2 separate regions of the Homo sapiens genome follow, and region 2 is linked to region 1. Evidence: chromatin loops called from intact Hi-C (ENCODE). Cell type or tissue: ascending aorta. All regions are shown on one strand. Links, peaks and the distances in the headings refer to the core of each region. The heading gives the core; the rest is flanking DNA.

What was found. Peaks named below come from ENCODE experiments on the same cell type or tissue, not always from the same donor. Only the 100,000 strongest peaks of a DNase experiment are listed, where the experiment ranks them.
Region 2: a loop joins it to region 1, with 8 times the contacts of the local background. A loop is called at or near these places in 3 of 110 quality-filtered maps.

Annotation. Positions count from the first base shown.
Region 1 is chrX:52,254,919-52,267,091 of GRCh38, reverse strand. LOC105377209 (a long non-coding RNA gene) reads left to right here and starts at 1,161. Exons shown (of 4, transcript XR_938385.3): 1 at 1,161-1,344. RefSeq lists enhancers at 4,415-4,914, 4,915-5,416, 5,229-5,588 and a silencer at 5,284-5,542. In ascending aorta, for the core only: a CTCF peak has its summit at 5,420 (motif pointing right); DNase peaks (open chromatin) are centred at 5,191 and 5,481; H3K4me3 peaks cover 1,233 bases; H3K27ac peaks cover 916 bases.
Region 2 is chrX:52,989,650-53,001,822 of GRCh38, reverse strand. It overlaps a transcript of FAM156A not described here. Among named protein-coding and RNA genes, the nearest start is that of FAM156A, 37 kb to the right of the region's middle. RefSeq lists an enhancer at 11,573-12,152. In ascending aorta, for the core only: a CTCF peak has its summit at 5,917; DNase peaks (open chromatin) are centred at 5,902 and 6,252; H3K4me3 peaks cover 2,045 bases; H3K27ac peaks cover 2,265 bases.

The DNA.
Region 1 (12,173 bases), core at 2,031-10,030:
GCTAATTATATCTCCATTGTCTAGGTAATATACTTGGGAGAGGAAAAAAAGCATTGCTTCTCTTGTTTTTAGGGTGCTGGCCTTCCTCCCTCTGGCTCCCCTTGAGCAAGGGATGAAGCCATTTCTGAGGTTTGGCAAGTTAGCCTTATGGGCAGGGCATGTGGCTATTTGCTCATGGGATGTGACACTCCAGTAGGGTTGATTTTAGCTGGATTCTGGGAAGACCATTTTATAAGGGAGTCTCTGTTGCAGATTCAGTTTTAAGGAGAGCTTCTTCCACTGTGCAGGGCATAACAGGGTAATTGGCTCTACCCCAGTAAGGGCTTTAGTTTTAAGAAGTGCCCAGTACACTGCCAGGTGGTGCCTCGCTCATGGTGAATATCTTTGGGCTTAGGCTGGGAGCCACTTACAGCAAAAGCTGATGGGTAGGTGTTTGCCTATCCATTTGGTCCAGAGGCGCCTGGAAGCAAATTTGGCATGGCAGAAAATTCTCATTGTAAGTCATGCCTTTGGAGCAGATGAGAGAAGAGAAGTAATAGCTTCCTTTAGTTTCTCTAGTGTCTGTTGCTCAGGTCCCCACTGGAAAGCAGAAGACTTAAGGGAGACTCCATAGATAGCATCCAGCAAATATTGGATGTGAGGAATGTCATGGTGCCAGAATCCAAAGTTTCCTACCACATGTTGGGCTTCCTTAATAGATTTGGAAGGTTGGAGCTCTGGGGACTTGTTTTTCTACCATATTGGGAATAGTTTGCCTTTATGAGTTCTAAATGTAGCCCCCAAATTCAACCGTTGAAGAGGGGCCTTGTACATTATGGAGAAGCAGTTGCCCATACCCTCACAGTGAGGTGCTCACTCATGGCTGCAAGGGACTGTGAGACAGCATCTTGGTTACGTTCAGTGAAGAGGTTGTCGTTGATATTATATGTTCCATGCTTTTCATGATCTGTCACGTGCCTACATTCCCACCTCATCCTCTGCCTCCCCAATGTGTACCTTTTGCCATAGTCACTGTGCTCCTCTAGGGAGCAATGAGTGCTACTGAGTAAACACATGTACATTGTCTCTGCATGTGCAAGGACCCTTGTGACAAACACATCTATTGAGAGTCACGATTCCATGTCTGTGGGTGGCCTCCCATGATAATCCTCTTAGTTTCCACTCTTTTGTTTGCTATTCTCTGGAGTCAGATGGATAAAGCTTCAGTTTCCCAGGTAACCAACCATGGATCTGAGCTGAGTGACCCAGTGCCGATGTGAAGAAGAATGTTGCCAAGACAACGGAATCCATACCCCTTTCCAGCACTGAGGCCTTCCTCCCTCTCACTACCTGCTTGGATCTCAGGTGAGAATGGGAATTTGCTATGGCTAAAAGCGAGGGGATAGATGTGTGGTAGAGGGTTCCAGGAGAGAGGAGAAATCTTGGGATCCCCTCAGAAGGGACTGGAGGGGGGACAAGAGTCACCAAGAAAGCCTGCTGCTGGGCACTGAGATCCCAGGAGACAATGATGACTATGAAAATGCAGTGGTTCTAACATGTGGTTCTGTGATTTTCTCCAGCAGTACACAGAGCTACGAATATTTTCTGACTCTAAGCTCCAGGGCATAGACCCTGAGAAAGAATTTCTGTGTTCATAAAGGGCAGTGGAGCCTGGTATCACTTGTGGAGGGCAGCTGTAAGCCTTGAGGAGGCCCTGCTCACCTCAGCAATAACTCTCATCTGTTACTCCACTCTGTGTGTCTCTCTTCTGGTCCTCTCCTCTTTCTGTGCTCTGTTGTCAGGGTCAATTTATAACAGGTTAAAATTGTCCTCGGTTAAAGGAGAAGAGGAGGCAAGGATGTCTCAATGCCCTCTTCCACGGACTGATAAGACAGTGGGCAGAGGGGGAGCTGGAAGAGATGGTGTGCAGAGACCACAAATTAATTCGTGCTTCTCAGACCTGATTGGGGGCTTTGATGCATTTACTTGCTAAGACTGATCTGATCTTCATTATGAATGTATAACCTCTGTACTGGACAAGAAGGTGAGAAAATACTGGAGTTATGTTTAATCTGGTGTCAGCTGATGCTATCATGTGAATGGTCCATTTGTATAAATGCTCACCCTGTTTTGCTGAAAATGATCAGTCTCCCAGTTTTCTGCCCCACCTCCCTACTCCTTTCCAAGATGATTAATGGTGCGTATGGCTTTCCAGTCTTCATGGTGATAATGGGAAGGGGTCGGTGACATCTTATGTTGATTGCAGTGTTCTCGGTGGCTTGTGAGGGAATCTGGTGCTCCCAGGCTGACTCGGCCTTGGCCCACCCGTGCTGGCATCAGCAGACCCCTCTGAATCTGGGCCTCATCTCCCTCCCACATCTGGGCAGGGCTGTCCACACCACAGCCTCAGCTGCAGGGTCACCTAGCCCCTATCTGGCTTATGCTTGTTTCATGGTAGCACCCCTGGCTCTTGAATCAGCCACTTCCACAGTCCCCCTCTCAGAGAATGTTAGCTCCCTGCAGGAACCAAGATCAGCTCCAAAAATAGAAATTCCTGAACTCCAGCCATTATTCTAACCAAGGAGCTCACTATTTCATCCTGCAAAAGTAAACTTCTGAGTCCTAAATTTCAGTTGGGCAAAAATCTCTTTATTTGGAACTCCCTTCCACTTCTCTGACACACCTGTCACATGTAAGATAAGGCCCTTAGAAGAGAGACTGGGATGAGACACTGTCTCCATGCCTTCTACTCCCCCATGACTGGAACAGAACATTCTTTTGTTTTCCTTATCTTTCATGTTGACATAAGGATTCCCATATTAAATCCAGATCATAAAGGGAAGGCTTTAGGATTTGTACTTTCTCTTGTAGAATTCAAATTTATTTGGAATGTTTGAAGGAGATTGACTAACAGATAAAGAAACACAAAATGGAAGGGATTACCAAATACAAGTCAATACACTGTCAGTAGCAGGACAAGCTCTCTGTAAAAATAAACTTGGAGTTCAAAGGGAGTTGTATTAGTCAGGGTTCTCTAGAGGGACAAAAGTAATATATATATATCTATATGGGAGTTTATTAAGTAGTATTAACTCACACGATCACAAGGTCCCACAATAGGCCATCTGTAAGCTGAGGAGCAAGGAAGCCAGTCTGGGTCCAAAGCTGAAGATCTTGGAGTCTGATGTTCGAGGGCAGGAAGCATCCAGTATGAGAGAAAGATGTAGGCTGCGAGGCTGAGCCAGCCTAGTCTCTTCACGTTTTTCTGCCTGCCTTACATTCTGGCCGCACTGGCTGCTGATTAGATGGTGCCCACCCAGATTAAGGGTGGGTTTGCCTTTCCCAGCCCACTAACTCATATGTTAATCTCCTTTGGCAACACCCTCACAGACACACCCAGGATCAATACTTTGCATCCTTCAATGCAGTCAAGTTGACACTCAGTATTAACCATCACAGGAATCATCACGCTTTAAAAGGGGCCTACAAGGTGCTGCATCAGCGGTTTTTATATGTGTGTACAGAGAGCGTCACTTCTAAGCTATCTCTCCCCACCATTGTCTGGTAACTCCTGAGACTACTTGAGCATCAGAGACAAACTATCCTGAAGCTTGTGGTGTGTTCGCGGAGTTACAAGGGCAAGCTCAGGTGTCTGTTCATGTCTGTATTAGTCCTGAAGCTTTGTGGAGGCCTACATGACCTATTCATTAGCTAACATCTTCCTCATTCTCCCTCAAATTTATTGTATTTATGCCACTTAAAATATCAATAAAATAATTTTATGATTAAGAAGAAAAACAAGGCAGGGCAAAGAGGAGAGAAGACAGGGAGGGAAATAAAGAAGGAGGGAGGAGAGTAGCTTTGAGAAGGAGGGAGGTGTCAGATGTACTGAAGGCATCTGGACATATAGTGTAAAAGGATGAGGACGTGATCATAGTGTTAGGCAATATGAAGGCCATCGGTGCCTTTAACAAAAGCATTTTTCTGTTGAGAGGTGAGCAGGTAGAAGCTGCATTGAAGAGGTTTGTAATGATAATGATTATAGAACAAGGGAAGACAGATTTGCTGCTTGGAGCATCAGGGAAATGTGTCATTACCTTGGAGAAATATGGGATAAGGAACTGATTTCTGTTTTATTACATTTTGTATAAAATGTCAGAAACAAGAGCATGTTTATAGATGACAGAAGAATCCAGAATAAAGAAAGAATGTGACAATTCAGGAATAAGGGATAATCACTACAAAAGTCTCTACCTTGAGAAGGTAGAGGGCATGGGATTCAGGTGAAGGCCCGGCCTCAAGTAGGATCCTGTCACTTCCTCCAGTGGGGCAGCTGAGATTACAAGTGCAGGCCCACTGCTGTTGGGAAGTGGTGAGAGTTTCTCTCCAATCGCTCCTGTTTTTTCAGGGGAATATCAAGGAATATCATGAGAAGAGTTGGTGCTAGTCCTTGTGGGGGCTATTGTAGGGAGAGGAGAGAGAAGGTACACTTGTGGAGGGTGCACATTGTTTGTCTACTTGGTTACAGGGGGGCGGGGGAAGGCAGGGGGTTGCCAGGCGAGTAGGGAGGAAGGAAAATGAAGAGATGCGTTTGAGGAGCGAGAGTTAATAGCTTTGAGTAAGCTGGGTAAGGAAGGTGAATGGTGAGGAACGCGGTTGGGGTCAGTGGACAGGCCTCCTTGAGGCTGAAGGCTGTGGATGCTGGGACATTGGAGAGAGGGAGCTGTTAGGACTGGATGGGGTGCTGCCCATGATGAGAGTGCGGGATGCAAGAAATAGACATCGTGAAGGGGCGCGGTCTTTCCTGAGGCCCAGAGCATTACCGCGCGCGGAGGAGACTTAGGTGGGGAGGAGGAGGCCCCCTCAAGACGGAGGAGAGCCGGCCGCGGCCTGGTCAGCCCCGGGGGCGCTGAGGTCGCCGGGGAGGATCCGTGCTGTGAGGGCTGAGAGGAGGACAGGGCGTGCGTCACATGAGAAGCGTGTCCAGGGGCTGGCTGGGAGAGTGTCCATGGGATTGGCACAGGTCTCGAACGTGAGGCGGCTGGTGCAGCCATGCAGTAGAGCCTGGCCTTCAGCGGTCGCGAGCCTGAGCCATCAACTCTCAATAGCAGGGAAGGAGTCCTGCGGCTGACCCTGAGGAGACTAGCGCCTACCTCCCCGGACTCCGATGCGCAGGCCCAGAGCCCGTCAATCCTAGGCCAGCCCCGCCCCGAGAGCTGCTTTTTCCGGTGGCGCAGGAACTTCCTGCTGGGTTGCTATGGTTCCGAGGGCGGGACTATGGGAGGCTGCCTTGTACGGCCGGTTCGTCGGGGCCTGTCTGACCGGTACTAGTCTATTCTCTGGTCCTCATCTTCATTCTGCGTAGCTTCCTCAGGTTAGCTCTACCGGCTCTTTGCCGAGAAGCAGTAGAAAGGATGAATTTTCTTCCGCGGTTGGTGGCGCTTCATTCTTGTGGCCTGCAGGTGGCAATATTGCTCCATGGATACGCCCAACTCGCCTCTCCCCCCGCCCTTCTTGCTTGAAAAAAATGCCGCGGAATCTTTTTTGAGAGAAGAGGTTGGTTCTTAAACCTGCCAAGTCCTGCTGCTGGGGCTGCCTGTTTTTTAGGGGGTGAAGCGGAGCGGGTAGTGTCTCTTAAGAAAACTCAGAGCTGATGAACAAAATCTTTTTGCTTTTGAAATTGGCATTCCTCTTGAGATGATGCCTAGGTTCCTTAGTAACTTGTATTTTGACTTCTCTCAATGGTCTTGTCATTCACTGTCCCCAGGTTGTACTGGGCTTTGTGGACCTGGTTTTATATTGATAAATGCACGCACTCTTTTATTATGGAAGTGACTCAACCTCACTGTAGAAAATTTGGAGGACAAATACAGTGTAATAAAGAAAGCCAGTCTTACCCTCAGTCCCATCACCCAGCAATGACCACTGATAATATTTGTTGTTTCCTTAGAGTTTTTCATTCCCAAAGGTGCATTTTAAACACGAGTTCATATTCCATCGTTAGTTCATCTTTTTTAAACTCAGATTTTCAGTGTGAGTTACCGTGTCCTAAAAATCATTTGAAAAATGCTTGAAAATTTTTATTCATTTCCCATTCTAAAACAATACACAGTCTAGAAGCGTCGAAAAAATACTTAATAACTGAAATGGAAAGCAAAAATAACCCCTGACCCCCTATCTCATTGGTAAATGTGATCATGTAACCTTTCTAAGAACAGAAACTGTGATTGTTCTGCTTTGTTTTTGCTCACCATTGCCTTTTCGGCAAACTGACAAGAGTGTAGAGGAGTGTTCTTAACATACAGTTTTGAATACATGAACAAGTACCTTATTTCTTCCAGATGTTTATCTTTGTAAATACGGTGTATTTTTAAATAATGTTTGGATGATACTGGATGAAACAACGTGGCTTCCCCCTCACCCTTCCACTTAGCACTTTATTGTGAGCATTAAATTATTACCATTTTGAAAAAAGTTTTGCTGGCTGTTTTACACTCTACCCAGTTTGTCTTTTATTTCATTCTTGCACTGGAGGCAGGAAAACGTTCTGTAAACCAGCGTATAATCTTGTGTATGATAGACCGGTGATCTGAACGCCAGTGCCCTCTTTGAGGAACCCCAAGAACCTTGGCAATTTACTGCTTCTTCCTGTATCACAGTTTCCACGTGAGCAAAATGAAGGTTATAATAGCACGTGCTTCATGGAGGATGGTGGTCACCATAAATAGCACAACAGGTTCTTAGTTCCTGGCAATTGTAGACATATAATTATTGTTGTTGTTATCTCCAGTATTCACAACAATGTGTGTATTAGGATTTGCAATCCATGAGACCGAGTTTGATAAAATGTACTCTTCAGATTTACATAGAGCTGACACCTTTCCTTCAATTTCCCATTTCTGCCTTCTAGTAGAAAATTCATACTACTAGTTTTTAGGGCCATTCAGTCAAGGAAATGTGTAGGAGGAAAGCACATTGATAGATTTCTTAAAGTTTATCCCTTCATTAAATGAAAAGAATACTTTTGCACACATATATTTTTTACCATCTCTGATTATTTATAATAGATTTCCAAAAATAGATTTACTGGTTTGAAAGGCATGATCGCTTTTAACTCTCTTGGTGCATTGCAAGAAACACAATACCCATTTATATTGCCACTGACATTATGTGAGAATTCTTGTTTTTTTTATACCCTAACCAGTATTTATCAATGTTTTAAAGATAATTATCTTAATGATTGTAAGTTATATGTCAAGATACTGATCTTCCATTCTGTCACATACATTGCAAATACTTTTCCTGGTTTTTGCTTCCTAAATGTGTAGTTTTCAGAGGCATAGATAATTTTACTTTTATGTAGTCTTCTCAATCTTTTTTTGTGTAACTTCACTCTATTCTTAATAGAAGGCTGAAAAGGCTCCCTAACCACCTGTCCTGTTACTTATTTTTATCCCCATTCTTTGTGATTTCAGTTTCCTAAGTTACGGTTGGCTGCCAACTACTTGGCAAAATCTGAGAGGATTTCCTACTGACTAAGAGGCTGACTGAAATGGCTTCCAGATTTACATTAGTTAACACACCTTTTAGTAGAACCTGGAGGTGCTAGAACCTGGTGTGACAAGGCCAAATGGGTTACCATAAATGAGGATTTAGGCTAACCTTGATGCCCTATAGATACAAGAAGGTCTTTTAAATGGTATATTGAAGTTTATCCCTCTCACAGTTACTGGGGAACAGTCTAACCCTATTGACAGAGATGGAATGAATCTTTATTGTAAATCACTTTAAAGAATGCTCAGGGTTGGGAATTAATGCTAACATCAGCATTGAAATTACCACCTTTTTTGTTAATAGCCCTAAGCCTGAAATATCAGCTGCTGTTCAGAAGCAGAAAATAGGCTGGCAGACAATACCCATTCATGAGTTACAACAATTAGTCCAGCATTTTGAGGATACCCTGAAAAACAAAGATAAAACTACATGCAAAAACTTGCAACACTACAGCTTAACTTGAGGGAAACAAAAGACCCTCCACAAATACAAAACAGATAGGCAAGAATACTTGCATATATTGGGAGGAGGATGTTACTATGCCTACAATTTTATTGCTTTGACCAGGACACAAGCAGCCCAAAAAGCTGCTCGATTGGAAACAATATGATTCCCAAGGAATCTGTCCTTAGTGTCTCCAATTGCTTTTGATTTAGCAAAGAGAAAGAACTCTGTTAGTAAATGGCCATTGTATTAATCACGGTTCTCCAGAGAACCAGAACAAGTGTGTGTGTGTGTGTGTGTGTGTGTGTGTGTGTGTATTTTAAGGAACTGATACATGATTGTGAGGCTGTCAAGTCCAAAATTGCAGGTAGGCCAGCAGCCTGGAGACCCAAGGGTTGACCTTGCAGCTTGTGTCTGAAAGCTATCTCCTGGCAGAATTCCCTCTTCCTTGGGTAACATCAGTCTTTTTTCTATTAAGATCTTCATCTGATTGGATGAAACACACCACCTACATTATGCAAGGTAATCTGCTTTATTCAGTCTATTGTAATCTCATTTTAAAAATATCATTATAGAAGCATCTAAAGTAGTGTTTCTATGGCCTAGCTAAGTTGACATAAAATTAACCATCACGGTCATCTACTTTTTTATAGACATTGGAGCCACAGTCTTCACCAATAGTTCCTCCCAATTTCTTTCCAACTTACCTTGAAGTAATAAAGAGATTTCAGTGGTGTGACTTACCAGTTGAATATATTCTTTCTCTTTACCCCTTTGCCCACCTCTTTAGGTAACTTCACATCTTAACTTGCCTTTCTCCTCAGTCTTTCCACCCAGTCCAACCTATCAGGATAGGATGTTTTGGCTCAATGAGGAGTCATGATTAGGTGCATATCTGAAAGATTTTTTCTTGATCTCCCTGAATGGGATGACCCAATGTACCATCTTATGGTGGCTTCCCTTTTCTATCCTGCACTGTTTCCAACTCTCTTATCCCTAGAATAACCTTAATTTTCTGATTTGTTTTTTTCAGTACCCCATATTTTCTGGTCCACATCATCTGCAGACATGGGGTAAATAAGTAATATTAAAGCCATACAAGTCAATACTGACACCATAATGCTTCTGCCTAAATTGTCCCAGTATCTCCTAAAACTGTAAGTGTTGGAGGGAATACAGCCCATTGTTGCAGATTTCATAGCTAAGGGCTTACTCATTCCTTGTACTAGTCTCTGCAGCACCCCATCTCCAGATAAGAAGTCCAAATGAATGTGAATAACTCTATGAATAAAGATTTAAGGGATATAAATTACATAATGTACACATTTCCCTTGGTCCCCAACACAAATATTATCCTAGCTTTTCTGCCTCCAAATTGAACATAGTAGTAGGTCTCTCTTTAGCCTTTTTTAGTATCCCCTTTTCCTTACTCCCACTGTCTTTTTTTCACATAGAATAAACAATACGCTTGGACTATGATGCTTCAAGGCATCACTGAAGTTCCCTCATATTTCTCTCAGGTTTGCAAACTAAGATACATATAAAGAAGGGAAAAGCATCAGAGAAGAAATAGTGAAGGTAAAATAACTTTATTTTCCTTATTAATTGGTCGAACAGATAACAGTTTGTTCAAAATAATAATAGCAACAGTATATCCAGTTATGTATGCTTATGTGTAAGCACATATGCTTATGTGTGCTTATGTATAACTGAAATGAGTGATAGCTATTATAGAAGGGACCAGAGGAAATAATTAGAATATTTTATTATTACAAGGTATTCAGACTACCCATGAAGCAGTATAGTGTTATTTGAAAGTGGACTTAGATTAGTTGTAAGTACATATTGCAAACTCTCTGGCAACCAGTAAAAACAGTTACAAAAAAGAGGTATAACTGATATATTAGGAAAGGAGAGAAAATAAAATCATATAAAATGCTCAAAGCCACGAAAGGTAGAAAAAGAGTGGAAGACAAAAATCAGAACAAAGAACAAGGGCAATGAATAGAAAACAGTAGCAAATATGGTAGCTGTTAATTCAACTATATAAATAATCCCTGTGAACATCAGCCTTCGAAATGCACCAATTAAAAGACAGAGATTGACAAAGTGGATCAAAAAACAAGACCCAAATATATATTGTCTCAAGAAATGCACAATGAATATGATGACACATACAGATTAAATAGATGGAGAATTATATGCCATGCTAACACCAATCAAAAGAAAAGAATAGCTGTATTAATTTCAGAGAGTAGACTTCAGTGCAAGGAAAGTTATCAGGAATAAAAGGGGTATTCCAAATGATGAAGGGTCAATTTTTCCAGAGGACGTAACAATCATTAACATGTATGTGCCTAACAAGAGAGCATCAACATATGTGAGGTGAAAACTGATAGAATTGCAAGGAAAAATGGATGAATCCACCATTATAGTAACAGACATCAACATCTCTGTATCACAACTGACACATTCAGCAGGCAGAAAACCAATAAGTATGTAGTTGAAGTCGATAACACCATAAATCACCTGGTATGGTGGATATCTATAGACTACTTAATGCAACATTAGCAGAATATACCTTCTCAAATTTTTATGAAACATTCACCAAGCTAGACTCCATTATGGACCATAAAACATACCTCAACAAATATAAAAGAATAGAAATCATACAAGTATGCTCTTAGACCAAATGGAATTAAATTAGAAATTAGTAACAAAAAAGCTGGAAAATCTTCAAGTACTTGGAGAATAAATAACATAATTCCGAATAACACATGTATCAATGAAGAAGCATCAAAGAAATTTAAAAATATTTTAAATGAAAATACAGTGTATTAAAATTTGTGGGATGCAGTGAAAGCAGTGCTCAGGGGAAATTTGTAGTATTGAATGCATGTATTAGAAAAGAAGAAAGATCTAAAATCTATAGGCTTTCACTGTAGGAAACTAGAAAAAGAAGAGTAAATTAAATCCAAAGTGAGCATTAAAAAAATAAAAAGTAATGCAGAAATCAATGAAAGTGAAAATAGAAAATCAGTGGAGAAAATCCATGAAGCCAAAAGCTGGTTCTTTGAAAAGATCAATAAAACTGACAAGACTCCAGCTAGGCTAAGAAAAAAAAAGAGAGGAAACAAATTACTAAAATCAGAAATGAAAGAGGGGACATTGCTATAGATGCCATGGACCTTAGAAGAATAATAAAGAAATACTATGAACAACTCCATGCCCACAAATTTGATAATCTAGAGAAAATGGACCAATTCCTTGAAAGATACAATTTGCCAAAACTTACAGAAGAAATAGACAATCTGAATAGGCCCATATCTATTTTAGAAATTGAATCAATAACAACCTTCTAAAACTAAAGCATTAGGTCAAATTGAGTTCAGCAGTGAATTCTGCCAAACATTGAAGAAATTTTACCAATTATTTAGAGTATCTTTTAGAAAATAAAAGCACAGGGAATACTTGATAATTCATTCTATGAGGCCATCATAAACCTAATACCAAAGCCAGACAAAGACATGACAGAAAATTATAGACCAATATGTCTCATAAACATAGATGCAAAAATTCTGAAATTTTTCAAATTAAATCCTACAATGTATCAAAAGCATTATACATCATGACCAAGTGAGATTCATCCCAGGTATGCGAGACTGATTCAACGTTCAAAAATCAATTAATGTAATTCATCACATCAACAGGCTAAAAAAGAAAAACCACATAATCATATCAATAGACAAAGAAAAAGCATTTAACAATGTCCAACACCCATTTATGATAAAAAAAAAACTCTCAGTAAACTAGGAATAGAGAGGAATTTACTCAACTTGGTAAAGAACATTCACAAAAACCTGCAGCTAACATTATACTGAGTGGTGAGAAACTACAAGTTTTCCCACTAGATCAGGATTAAGGCAAATAGTTCCCCCTCATCACTGCTTTTCAACATCATACTGGAAGTCCTAGCTAATGTAATATGACAAGGAAAAGGAATAAAAGGTTTGCATAACAGGAGAGAAAAATAAAAACTTTTTGTTCACAGATGACGTGACTGTCTCTGTAAAAAATTTAAAAGAACTGACAGAAAAACTTCTGGGACAGCTAAGCAATTATAGCAAGTTGCAAGATACAAGAAAAATCAATCACTGTCATATATATCAGCAGTGAACAAGTGGAATTTGAAAATA
Region 2 (12,173 bases), core at 1,327-9,326, 740 kb before region 1:
TAGTCACACCACTCATGGGGCAGGAGCTCTGTGGCAGTGGACTCGATGCTTAGACCTTTGCTCCCTTTAAGATCTTCAGGGTCTGGTGATAAGACTTTATCTGGGTGTGTTGTTGGGGAGAGAGGGAGAAAAAGATGGGGAAGGGCTGGTCTACTAGTAATACAGTGGAGGAAGGTGGGAATAAAAGTCTACTTAGCTGTGTGGAAGAGTGGCTGGGCACAGTTAGAAATGCAGTCTTGGCCGAGTGCAGTGGCTCATGCCTGTAATCCCAGCACTTTGGGAGGCTGAGGCGGGCGGATCACCTGAGGTCAGGAGTTCTAGACCAGCCTGGCCAACATGGTAAAACCCCGTCCCTACTAAAAATACTAAAAATACAAAAATTAGCCGGGTGTGGTGGTGTGCGCCTGTAGTCTCAGCTACTCCGGAGGCTGGGGCATGAGAATCACTTGACCTGGGAGGTGGAGGTTGCAGTGAGCCGAGTTCGGCCACTGCACTGCAGCCTGGGCAACAGAGCGAGACTCCATCTCAAAAGCAAAAACAGAAAGAAAGAAGAAGAAGAAAAAAAAGAAATGAAAGTCTTGGGCCCCTCCCCAGACCCACTGAATCAGAAACTCTGAAAGGTGAGGCCCAGCAATCTGTGTTTTAACAAGCTCTCTAGGTGATTCTTGATGCACACTAAAGTTTGAGAACCATTAGAGTAATCCACAGGACCTAAGTATGAAATAGCTGGCCCCTCTTGGATCTCACCTCCTGTGAGTGTGCAGCTGGGGATGAGGCGTGGAGGATGTAACATACCATTGCGGGTACCGGAAATGAACACACCATTATGCGAGATACCATAGGGGAAGGGAGCTTCTATTTTGTAAGAATACAAATGCTGTGTGTGGAGGGACAATAAAGCCCACCCCCGCCCACCAACGAAATCAGCCCCACCTTTCGACAGTAGGGCGGGCGCGGCGGCGAGCGCCCCAGGCGGCAATCCGTCCTCCTGGTTTCCACCCAGGCCCAAGCTGACACCCATTCTCCGACTTCTCGGAGACCCCTCTAGTCCCATTTTTGGCCACGCCCGTCTCCGTTCTACAGATCTGAATAAATTAGGAACCTGCAAAGGGGCAGTCGATCGGTTGTGGGACGATCAAGGCAGGAAGGCATCAAGGACCGCTCTGGGAAGCTCACCTAGAGAGTGCGGCTCTTACAGAGTACAGCGGGATGCACTCGTAGAGCCGGGTCCCTGGGTCTTCGCGCTCGCGCACGGTCAGGCACAGTGGCTGATGGGCGGAAGTTCGTAAAGCGGAGCCTGGGCTTTAAGGACTGGATGACCAGTGGGATCCAGTCTTCAAGACTTGGACTGTTGTTCAGTATGAGGCTAAAGATGCTTCCCAAGTCACAGGCAGGGCTTAAGTGAGACCACTCGCAAGGGGTCATCTGGCGCTCAGTGCGCAGGGCTCTAAGTTTTAGGTCATCACAGATCTGACTTGCAGTGTCCCAAGCACTTCTTTCTTATGTGCCATCTCATTTAATCCCCACTAGCACCTTTGGAAGAAAGCCCTGTCACCTCTGTCGCTGATGAGGACACTGGAGCGCCAAGAAGGCAGATCCCTGGCTGGGGCCCTCCAACCAGGGTGGGGCAGAGCTGGGGCCAGATGACAATTCCCGGAGGACCGCAGTTGGGACACTCCCAGCGCTCATGCTGCCCCTGTCCCTCCCAGGGTCCCTTCTCTGTCCTCACAGACCCAGCTGGGCAGTGTCCTCCCATCTCCTGAGGTGACACTCACCCCAGCGCCTCCTTCAGGAATCCCACCCCGCCCCCTCCAGCCCTAGGCGAATTGCCCTGGACTCTCAGTCTGGGTCTGGAGTTTCATCTGGATCTGGGAGACATTTCCAGTTCTGCCCTAACAGGGATGTTGTGACAGAAACCTGTGTGGGGGCAGGAGAGATATCTGTCCTGCAAAATGGTCTGCACTTTCAGGAAGTGCAGGGAGGGTCCTGAGGGGGTCCTCTGAGGTAGGCCTAGGTGCCGGGTGAGAGGACCGAAGTGGGCGTGAGAGGGTATAACTGAGGCCCCATGACTAGGGCTGGGGTAGGGAGGTAGAGGTCCGTGGTGGAAGGGGAGCCCTGGTGGCTCACAAGGGTGGGGAGCTGGGGAGAGAGAGGAGGTGTGGCAGCTGCCAATTGGAGAGGAAGTTTGGGAGAAAGGACCAGAATGCTCAGAAGGGCCATAATGGGGGTTGCCATTGGCAGTGTGAAGGGAGGACCTCTACTCTCTCTCCAAGATCCAGTTCCCCACAGTGGGTGCTGAGAGATGGCAAAGATAACGGGGTCTAGGGGTCTCCTACTGTGTTCTGGGATTTACCCTGAAGCCCCCATGGGGCAAGATACAAAAGTCACCAGGACCAAAGGTGATCAGGGTTGGTCAGACGATGGCCATTCCTGGGAGCCAGATATGAGAGCTTACTCTCTGATCCCCTCAGTCCCAGAGGGTCCTTCCCCATCCCTGGTGTGAACCTGCCTTCCTCATGACAACAACGGTGGTGACTGCAGACTGTGGGGAACTACAAGATCCAAGGCCTCCCCATAACAGTGTTGGATGGCACAGAGATTCAGCATCACACAGCAGCCCTGAGCTGATTCTTTGTGGGTATGTGTACCAGGGTGTAGCTGGTAAGCTCTTTGTGGGTTGGTGTGTGAGGTCCTTGAGTTATTGTGAGCTGTTACCTTGAGGTAGGAATTCTCTGAGCTGGTTGGGGGTCTGTGTCCTGAGGTGTGGCATCTTTGAGCTGTTTGGTGGTTGGTGTCTAGGGTGAGAGGTCTCTGAACTGCTTGTGGGCACTGTCCTAAGGCATGAGATCTTTGAACATTTTTGTGGGAGGTCTTTGTCCAGAAGGTTAGGTCTCCGAGCTGCTCATATATCAGGATATTTTTGTGAGGAAGGCAGGATGGTCCTTTCTCTCACAGGGGTAGAACAAGGTGCCCTGGTATCAGAGAGATGAAAACATAGGATCCTTATCCTTAGGGAGGGCAAGTCCTCAGTGTAGCATGTAGGAGCCAGTGGTACAAATACTAATGACAATGTCTGCAGACATTAACCCCATCCTTGCTCAGGGCCGACCCCTGTGACAAACCCATGTAACCCATGTTAACTCAATCTGCCAAATTGCCAATGAGGAGCTCACCATTTGCAGATGAGGAGGCTGAAGCCAAGTGAGGGTAGGGCCTGTGCTCACACAGTCCTCATGAAGAGGGAGGAACTGGCTGTAACTTGGACTCACTGGAGGAGACAGGGAAAGGCTCAGGCACAGCCGGGGTCAATGGGAGATGACAAGGAAAGGGGAAAGGAAGAGGTTTGCCCAGGGCCTCAAGGGCCCCATCACTGACTCACTGGTGGGAGGTCTGCCTCTCTGTCTCTCTGTCGCACACCCTGCTTGGTAATGGATGTTGAGAATGCAATCCTCACGTTACCTGTGGAAGTGGTGGCATGAGGTAAAGAGTGGGGAAATACCACAGATTCATCCATTGGCATGAGGTCCACCAGCAAATGTAGAGATTCCTACCTCTTCTTCCCCCTTGAAAGAATTTTTTTCAGGCCAGGCATGGTGGCTCACGCCTGTAATCCCAGCACTTTTGGGAGGCCGAGGCAGGCAGATGGCTTGAGCCCAGGAGTTCAAAACCAGCTTGGGCAACATGGCAAAACCCTGTCTTTACAAAACATATAAAAAAAAATCAGGCCGGGCATGGTGGCTCATGCCTGTAATCCCAGCACTTTGAGAGGCCAAGGCAGGTGGATCACTTGAGGCTAGGAGTTTGAGACCAGCCTGTCCAACCTGGCGAAACCCTGTCTCTACTAAAAATACAAAAATTAGCCGGGCATGGTGGTGCATGCCTGTAATCCCAGCTACTCGGGAGGCTGAGGCATGAGAATCGCTTGAGCCCAGGAGGTGGAGGTTGCAGTGAGCCGAGATCACACCACTGCACTCAGCCTCGGTGACAGAGGGAAACTCTGTCTCAAAGAAACCAAAACCAAAACAAAAAAATCAGCTGGGCATGGTGGCGTGCACCTATAGTCCCAGCTACTTGGGAGGCTGAGGTAGGAGGATTGCTTGAGCCCAGGAGGTTGAGGCTGCGGTGAGCCGTGATTGTGCCACTGCACTACAGCCTGGGTGACAGAGCAAGACTCTGTCTCAAAAAAAAAAAAAAAAAAAAAGAATTTTTTCAGCACTGAGAGTCAGCAGGACGGCAGTCAAGGGCTGGAGGGGGTATGGGGGATTCTGTATACAGCATGAGCCTCCCCATAACTGGAACGTGTCCTTATCCTGATGGGTAGAGGGTCCCAATGTGTGTCAAGGAAGTGGGGCGGGTCTTCCCTCATGACTGAGGCCCAGGCCAAGGGCAGGTGAGTCAGTCCCTAGACACAGTTTCTGGGGAGAGGCTTCCTTTCCTCTGCAGACACAGGCACAGCACCTAGTAGCATGCATAGGGGTCCGGAGCTGTGGATCTAATTCAGCAGGGACAGCCAGCTGCCAGAAGTAGTCTCTCTGCCCTTGTCTCTCTATTACTCTCTTTCTTTCCCTCTATCTTCTCTGTGTCTGTTACTTTCTCTCTCAGACATGGGGCTAGGTGTGACCTCACTCATGCTATCAGGGCCCTTGATCAGCTTCTTCTAAGGGTATCATCCTCTGACATGGATTTTTCTGGGGAGCAGTTGGGAGGATACCTTCTGAGTCTAAGGGATTGTCCAGGAAAGGCATATTTGGCTGCAGAGGGGCTGGAGGAGTCCCTCGGCAAAACCAGGAGCTCTTCCCTATACTTTGAGTGACCTGGGCCTCTGGCCTCTGAAAGAAGCATAGGAGCTTCTCTGCTAAAAACTTTCCCATGGCTCGCTCAGAGTAAGTCAAAGTCCTTGCCATGGCCCAGAAGGTCCTGTATAATCTGGTCCTCATTACCTTTCTGAGCTCATCTCCCACCTCTTCCAGCAACACTGGCCTCCTCACTGTGCCTCACACATGCTAGGCAGAGTTCCACCTCAACACTTTTGCACTGGTTCTTATCTCTGCCCAGAATGCTTCTCTCAGATATTCATCTCCTATTGAAATGTCAATTTCACGTTCTCAGAAAGATCTTCCTTGGCTACTCTTTCTAGATAGGATCCTCCCCTCTTCTATTTCACTACCCTGACTTTTCATTACAGCAATTACCACCACCTGACAAATTACATGCTTACATTTTTGTGCCATATGATCCCAATAGAATGTAAGCTCCACGAGGGCAGGAGTTTTTGTCTCTTTCCACACAGCTGTATTCCTAACACCTATAACAGTGCCTGGCACATACTTTGGACAGAATGAATAAATTAGCAAATGAATAAACCAATGCAAAATTCTGGTGAGAGATATAGCTAGACAGGTTGAGGATTCTGCTAGGGCACATATTCAGGTGTGACAGGATTTATTTGGCCTACTCATTCTCCTTGGGGGCCCCTGAGAGATGGCCCTTTCCCTAACAGAGCTTGAAGGTCCTGCTGTCCCTCTCACCCATTACTGACAGTCAAGGACAGACACCTGGCCCGCATCAGGCCTTCTGAGCCCAGTCAGGAGTTCCATCCCTCCTGCCCCTTGGGGGACTGTGGCTGGGTTCCCAGGCCAGCAGGCCCCCCATTAGATCTATTCTGCATTACCCAGGGAGGGACAAGTGAGCACAATGCCCAGCACGTGGTAAACGTTTGATGGTGGACGCTGCAGGAAGGTAATGGAAGTCTGCTGCTTAGGAACACTTTTCTCCTGTTCAAGATTGCAGTGAGTATACAGTCAGTTTTTGTCCTGACTTTGCCCTCTCACCCTCTGGGGACCAGCCCGGAATGGTCCATGGGTATCTGCATCCACTAGCTGTTCCTTGTTTGCACCACCAAGGGGCGCGCGGGATGGAACAGTTCTATCCTGGGATGTACCACTGAGGGGCGCAGAGGAAGGACAGTCCACTCCGCCTGTCCATTTTGGAATAATCCCTTGTGTGCGACAGCACTAAGGGTCTCTTTAAACCCACGTGTAGCATCCGCCACAGTTCCTGCCCCGTTAGGTCCGTCCCTACTCGCACCACTCGGTTCTCCCAGCCTGTTCGAGGCATCATTTTCACTTTACCTCCACCCCCTCGTTTCTACATAGTCAAATCCCGCTGGGGACCGCAAAGGGGCAAGCGATTGGCTCCAAGATGTGAAGGGCGGGGTCGAGGGCCGTCCCGGGAGGTGATTGGTTACTGCGAGAGTGCCCCGACTAAGCTTTTCCGGGGCGCGGAGTGGCTCCGGATGGACCGGCTAGCCCCTGCCTCCCTCTTCGCATCTCTGGTTCCCATTGGCCTTCAGTTTGTGACAGGCACGACGATTGCGGAGCTGAAGTTCAGGCAGCGGGAGCGAGGAGGGTGTGTGGCTTTTGATACAGTAGAGTTCTTTGGCCTACTCACCAACTGACAGTCCCAAAGGGGCTGGAGATGCCACCCCGGCAAAGTTCGCCCTAGTCATTTGCTTCACGTGAGCTCTTTCAGTCTTGTTTATCCTTAACTCGGTGACAAGCCTAGTCTGGCGCTTTTGGCACGGCACCATCGTTCCTCCCGCTACACTCAATTAATGTCCAGGGAGCGGTCTCTGAGCTTGTTTGGTGTTTGCCTAGGAAGTAATGCGGGTGAAGCAGTTTCGGGGATGTGTATCTTTAGGCATGACATCTCAGATGCTGTTTGGGTGTATTTGATCACTCTGGGCCGTTTGGGGTCCAGATTGTGTCTGAATGGGATATTTTATCTCAGTGGATTTTGTGTGCCTATGTGTCTGGATATGCCTTCTTTTCTTTTCTCTTGTTTGTTTTCAGAGTCTCACTCTGTCGCCCAGGCTGGAGTGCAGTGGCTGATCATGGCTCACTGCAGCCTCATACTCCTAGGCTCAAGCTATCCTCCCGCCTCAGCCTCCCGAGTAGCTGCGACTATAGGTGCTCACCACCATGCCCGGCTAAGTTTTTTATTTTTTATTTTGTAGATATGGAGTCTCGCTATGTTGATCAGGCTGTTTTTGAACTCCTGGCCTCAAGTGATCCTCCCACCTCGGTCTCCCAAAGTGCTGGGATTACAGACATGAGCCACCACGCCTGGCCTGGGTGTGCATCTTCTGAGCTTTTTGGACATTTGTGTCCCTGGGTGTGAGAGCTCTATGTAGGTGTCTGCACCCCAGGATGTGAAGTCTCTGAGCTGTTTGCAATTCTGGGTCCCAAGTTGTGATGTTTCCCAGCTGGTGTTGGTGAGGACAATTTTGCTTAAGGTATAAAGTATCTGAGCTGTTTGGAGGAGGGAGGGGTCTCTGCCCAGAATGTAGGTTCTCTGATTTGTCTGGGGACTTTATCTTAAGATTATGTGATGTTTCTGAGCTACTTGAACTTCTGTTTCTGTTTTGTATTAGGTTGGGAGGTGTCTGAGTGGTTTGGGGGGGGTCTCTGTCTAGGGTGTGAGATATCTGAATGGTTTTAATTTGTTTCCCAGGAGTGAGAACTTTGGTCTGTTGTGTGTGGGGGTCTTTGTCACAGCATGTGTGGTCTCTGTTCTGTTTGGGGGTCTGTGTCAAGTTGTGGGGTCTCTGTGCAGGGATTTTGGAGTCTGTTTCAGGTTGTGAGATTAGTGAGCTCTTTTTGATGTCTTTGAGTATCTGAGCTGTTTGGGAGTCTGTGTCTCAGGAGTGAAATTTCTTACCTTTTTGGCTGTGAGGTCTCGGTCCAGGAACTATGGGTTTTGGAGGCTGGCAGACATGATTTCAAAGCCTGGAGCCCCCAAGTCTTGATTGTGTGACATTGGGCAAGTCACTTGTCTCCTTGAACCTCAGTATGTATCATAATCAGTAAAATGGGGCCAATATCCATCTTGGAGGGCATCTGTGCATCTTAGCAATGTGTGTAAAGGGCCCCACTCCAGCCATCCTTCAACAAGAATTTCCTGAGCGTCTGCTGTATATTTGAGTACTGTTCTAGGTTCTGCAGATACAACAGAGACCAAAACCAACAACATCCCTGATAGCATAGAGTTGGTCAGTAAATATATAGCACATCACAGTGTGGTAAGTGCTACGTAGAAAGTTAAGACAGTGGCTGACGCAGTGGCTCATGCCTGTAATCCCAGCACTTTGGTAGGCCGAGGCGGGCAGATCACCTGGGGTTGGGAGTTCGAAACCAGCCTGGCCAACATGATGAAACCCCGTCTCTACTGAAAATACAAAAATTAGCCAGGCGTGGTGGCAGACACCTATAATCCCAGCTACTTGGGAGGCTGAGGCATGAGAATTGCTTGAACCCGGGAGGCGGAGTTTGCAGTGAGCCAAAATCGCGCCACTGCACTCCAGCCTGGGTGACAGAGTGAGATTTTGTCTCAAAAAAAAAAAAAAAAAAAAAAAAGAAAGTTAAGACAGGGTCAGGTAAATGGGTAAGTGGGCAGGATGTTATTTTATTCAGGGTGTGTGGGGAAGGCATCCCTGGAGAGGTGATGACTGAGCAGAGACCTGGAGGCAGTGAGGAGCAGGCCTTGCAATTACCTGAGGGAAGAGCATTCCAGGCAGAAGGAACAGCAAGTGCAACAGCCCTGGAGCAGGGGAAGCACCTGGTGGGTCTGGGATCTCAAGGATGTGTGATGGTAAAGAAAGGCTCATCCAAGGTTTTGACATGTGGCACTCATTGACAGGTGCCTGGTGTCCCCATCTCTATTTCTCCCACAACCTGAGAGGGAGATGGGGTTCTCCCATGTCACAGATGAAGGACCTGAGGCTCAGAGAAGTGCCCTGAGCCTGCTCTCCTGCTCACACCTGAAATTCCTAAAAGAGGGATGACCTCCTATTGTGCCACGGGAGACACAGGGCTTGAGCCCACAGCTGGAGGGAAGGTGCCATCCACACTGAAAGTCAGCCAGCCAGCCAGTAGAAATTATTTATGATAATACAGGAACCATGGCCAGCATGACATTTCTACTTCCAGTGGGAAGGCAGGACTTTAGGAATGAGAAAGGAACTGGGATGGAAGAGAGAGGCAGAAGGGGAAGGTGGGGGACAGTGAGGAAAAACACACTGATTGAGAAGGGACCCTGGGGACTTCTGGGATGGTGATCGACCTTGAACTATATGGTTGTTACATGAACGTGCAGCTTATTGCTTGTCATTAAAACATACACTTAACGTTTTATACACTCTCAGGCAAAAAAAAAAAAAAAGACTCACAAGTGAAGCAGAGTGCTGTGGGAAGTGGGAGTCGCGTGAGTGTCCCTGACTCCTGCACACAGGCTCGCAGTGCCCTGGCCTGCTGGTGTGGACCACACAGCATAGGCGGCCTCCTTCCTGCAGAACCTCCCCTGGGCTCCAGGTCTTGCCTTCTATCCTGGAGGCTCCAGAGGCTCCCTCAGGCCTGTTTGTGGAGATTGTCTGGTGGGAAATCCTCTATCCTGTGCTCCTGACGCCAGCCATGGAGCAGGAACACCACCTCTCAGGGGATAGACAGGATCTGCCCATTTTGTCCTCAGATGTTGGGGTCCATCTCCCCTCAGGCCTCATTTACACCCACAATAGCCCAGGACATGTGGGCTTTGGGGCCTGGCAGGCTTCATAGAAGCCTGGAACCCCAAGCCCTGGTGGTGTGACTTTGGGCAAGTCACCTGTCCTTGACCAGCCTCAGTTCCCCATTCATAAAGGAGGCTAATGCCCGCCAAGCAGGGTAGGTGCAGGTTTTGGGGAAAACATGTGTACTGCCCTCCTCCCGAGCCCATGTTAGATGGGTCTAGTAGTTGAGGCAGGGTAGGAGCAGGGGCTGGAGTGACATTGGCAGGGACTAAATTGCCCCGGATCAGACGGTGGGCAAGTGGCTTCAGCTCTCTCTGCCTCCCTTTGCTCGTCTGTCATCAGGGTACTAACTTTCCCTCCTCACAGGGTTATGTGAAGGAGAGGTGAGACAACTGGTCAGTCACCGAGAGCAGTGCCGGGCACAGGGCAAGGCTGAGTACAGGCCCACTGTCATCTCCCTGGCTGGAATAGGTTCTAGCAATAATGACATGGATGTGTTTGGGGGGCCACTATTCTGCCTACCACTTACCCTCTTCCTTGGCAAGCCTTGATGGTAACTGTCATTGTCCCCATACTGGGGCCACAGAGGTAGACAGATGGACCTTAGCCTCCAAGAGAGTGAGTGCCCACCCTGTAGAGGAGAACAGCATGTCGCAGGCAGTTCACAGAGTGATGCCTTTTATATCACTATTGTGATGGTTAGTTTTAGGTGTCTGCTTGATGGGGTTAAGAAAAACCCAAATAGCTGGCAAACCATTATCTCTGGGTGTGTCTGTGAGGGTGTTTCTGGCCTTTGAATCAGTGAACCGATGGAGGAAGATTGGCGTGGGTGGGCATTGTCCGATCCCTCGAGGGCACAGGTACAACAAGAAGGCGGAGGAAAGGGGAATTTGCTGTCTTCTGGAGTTGGGACACCCCGTCTTCTCCTGCCTTTGGACATAAGAACTCCGGGTTTTCAAGCCTTCAGACTCCATGAATTATGCCTCTGGCTCTGCTGGTTCTCAGGCCTTTGGACTCAAACTGAATCACACCATCCACCTCCCTGGCTCTCCAGCTTGCAGATGGAGATGGCAGGACTTCTCAGCCCCCACAGTCACATGAGCCAATTCCCATAACAAGTCCCCTCTTTGGTTCTGTTTCTTGGGAGAACCCTGACTAATACAACCATTCATACCAATACTATCGGTATTCACCTCACCGTGATTCTGTACCAGACACTGGCTGACCACCTAACATGAATCATGCTTTTCTCACCCAACTCCGTGACTGTCAACTCTACTTCTATCACCCATTCACAGGTGAGGGCCTTCTGTATTCTCATCAGCCCCAGCTCCGAGCACAGTCCTTTGCCGAGGCCTTCCTGGTCCTCCTCTTCCTCCTCCTCCTTCTGACCAGGGCCAGCATCTTTTCTTTTCTTTTCTTTTCTTTTCTTTTCTTTTCTTTTCTTTTCTTTTCTTTTCTTTCTTTTCTTTTCTTTTCTTGACAGTCTCACTCTATCGCCCACTCTGGAGTGCAGTGGAGCGATCTCGGCTCACTGCAACCTGCACCTCCCAGGTTCAAGCGATTCTCCTGCCTCAGTCTCCAGAGTAGCTGGGATTACAGGTGCACGCCAACATGCATGGCTAATTTTTGTATTTTTAGTAGAGATGGGGTTTTGCCATGATGGCCGGGCTGGACTTGAACTCCTGACCTCAAGTGATCCACCCGCCTTGGCCTCCCAAAATGCTGGGATTACAGGCATGAGCCACCGTACCTGGCCAGAGCTAGCATCTTAGTCTCACAGTGGCCCCTGCTCATTCTGTCCTCAGCCCTCAGCCCTGCTGTCACCCACCCACATCCTACAACCCCTCCACTTCCTCTTCTCCGTGTCTGTTGTCCAGGGTGGGACCAAGTCCAAACCTGAGCTTCCTGCTAAGTCAAAGTGACCTTTTCCTTTCAGTCAGGGAAGCCTGACTGAAGCCTGTGGTCCCACGGTGAGGTCTTGGTGTCTCCAGGCACAGTGCAGCCACGTTGCAGTGATATCCACCTTTGCCAGCAGGGGGCATCTCATCTCCAAGACCGGGAAAGCCTCAGAGAAGACAGAGGAACAGTCTTAAACATTCACTCCTGGTGGGGTCAGAGGCCTCAGGGTGCATGAGCTCCAGGCTGGGTGTCTCTTGGAGCCTCCCTCTCTGCATGTGGACAGGTAGGGGCAGCCTAGGGCCAGGTTTTAGTGCTGTTGGGGTCATCTGCAGATGGCTTTTCACTCCTTCCTACTTCTTCTCCTTGTACCAGAAGCTCATTTCCATGGCTAAAGGAAAATTCTCATATAATTTTGTCTTCCTTTTCTTATTTAATGATTGCATTATATGCTTTCTTCTACAAGATGCACTGGCTCTGAGGCAGGTCAGGCTATAGGTTGGCGAGTCCTGAGGGCACCAGCCTGGATCCTGAAGATACTGGGGGCAGGCTCCAACAGAGCCTGGGGCTCAGGAAAAGGCCACCAACCCCCCAGCCAGATCCTGGCCAGCTGCCGGCTCCGCCTCCACCCTGTCCTCTCCCAGGGCCTGAACTCTGGGTCTAGAAGCTCCAGGCCTGGTGGTTTGGGGAGACAGGGACCAGGAGGATCCCT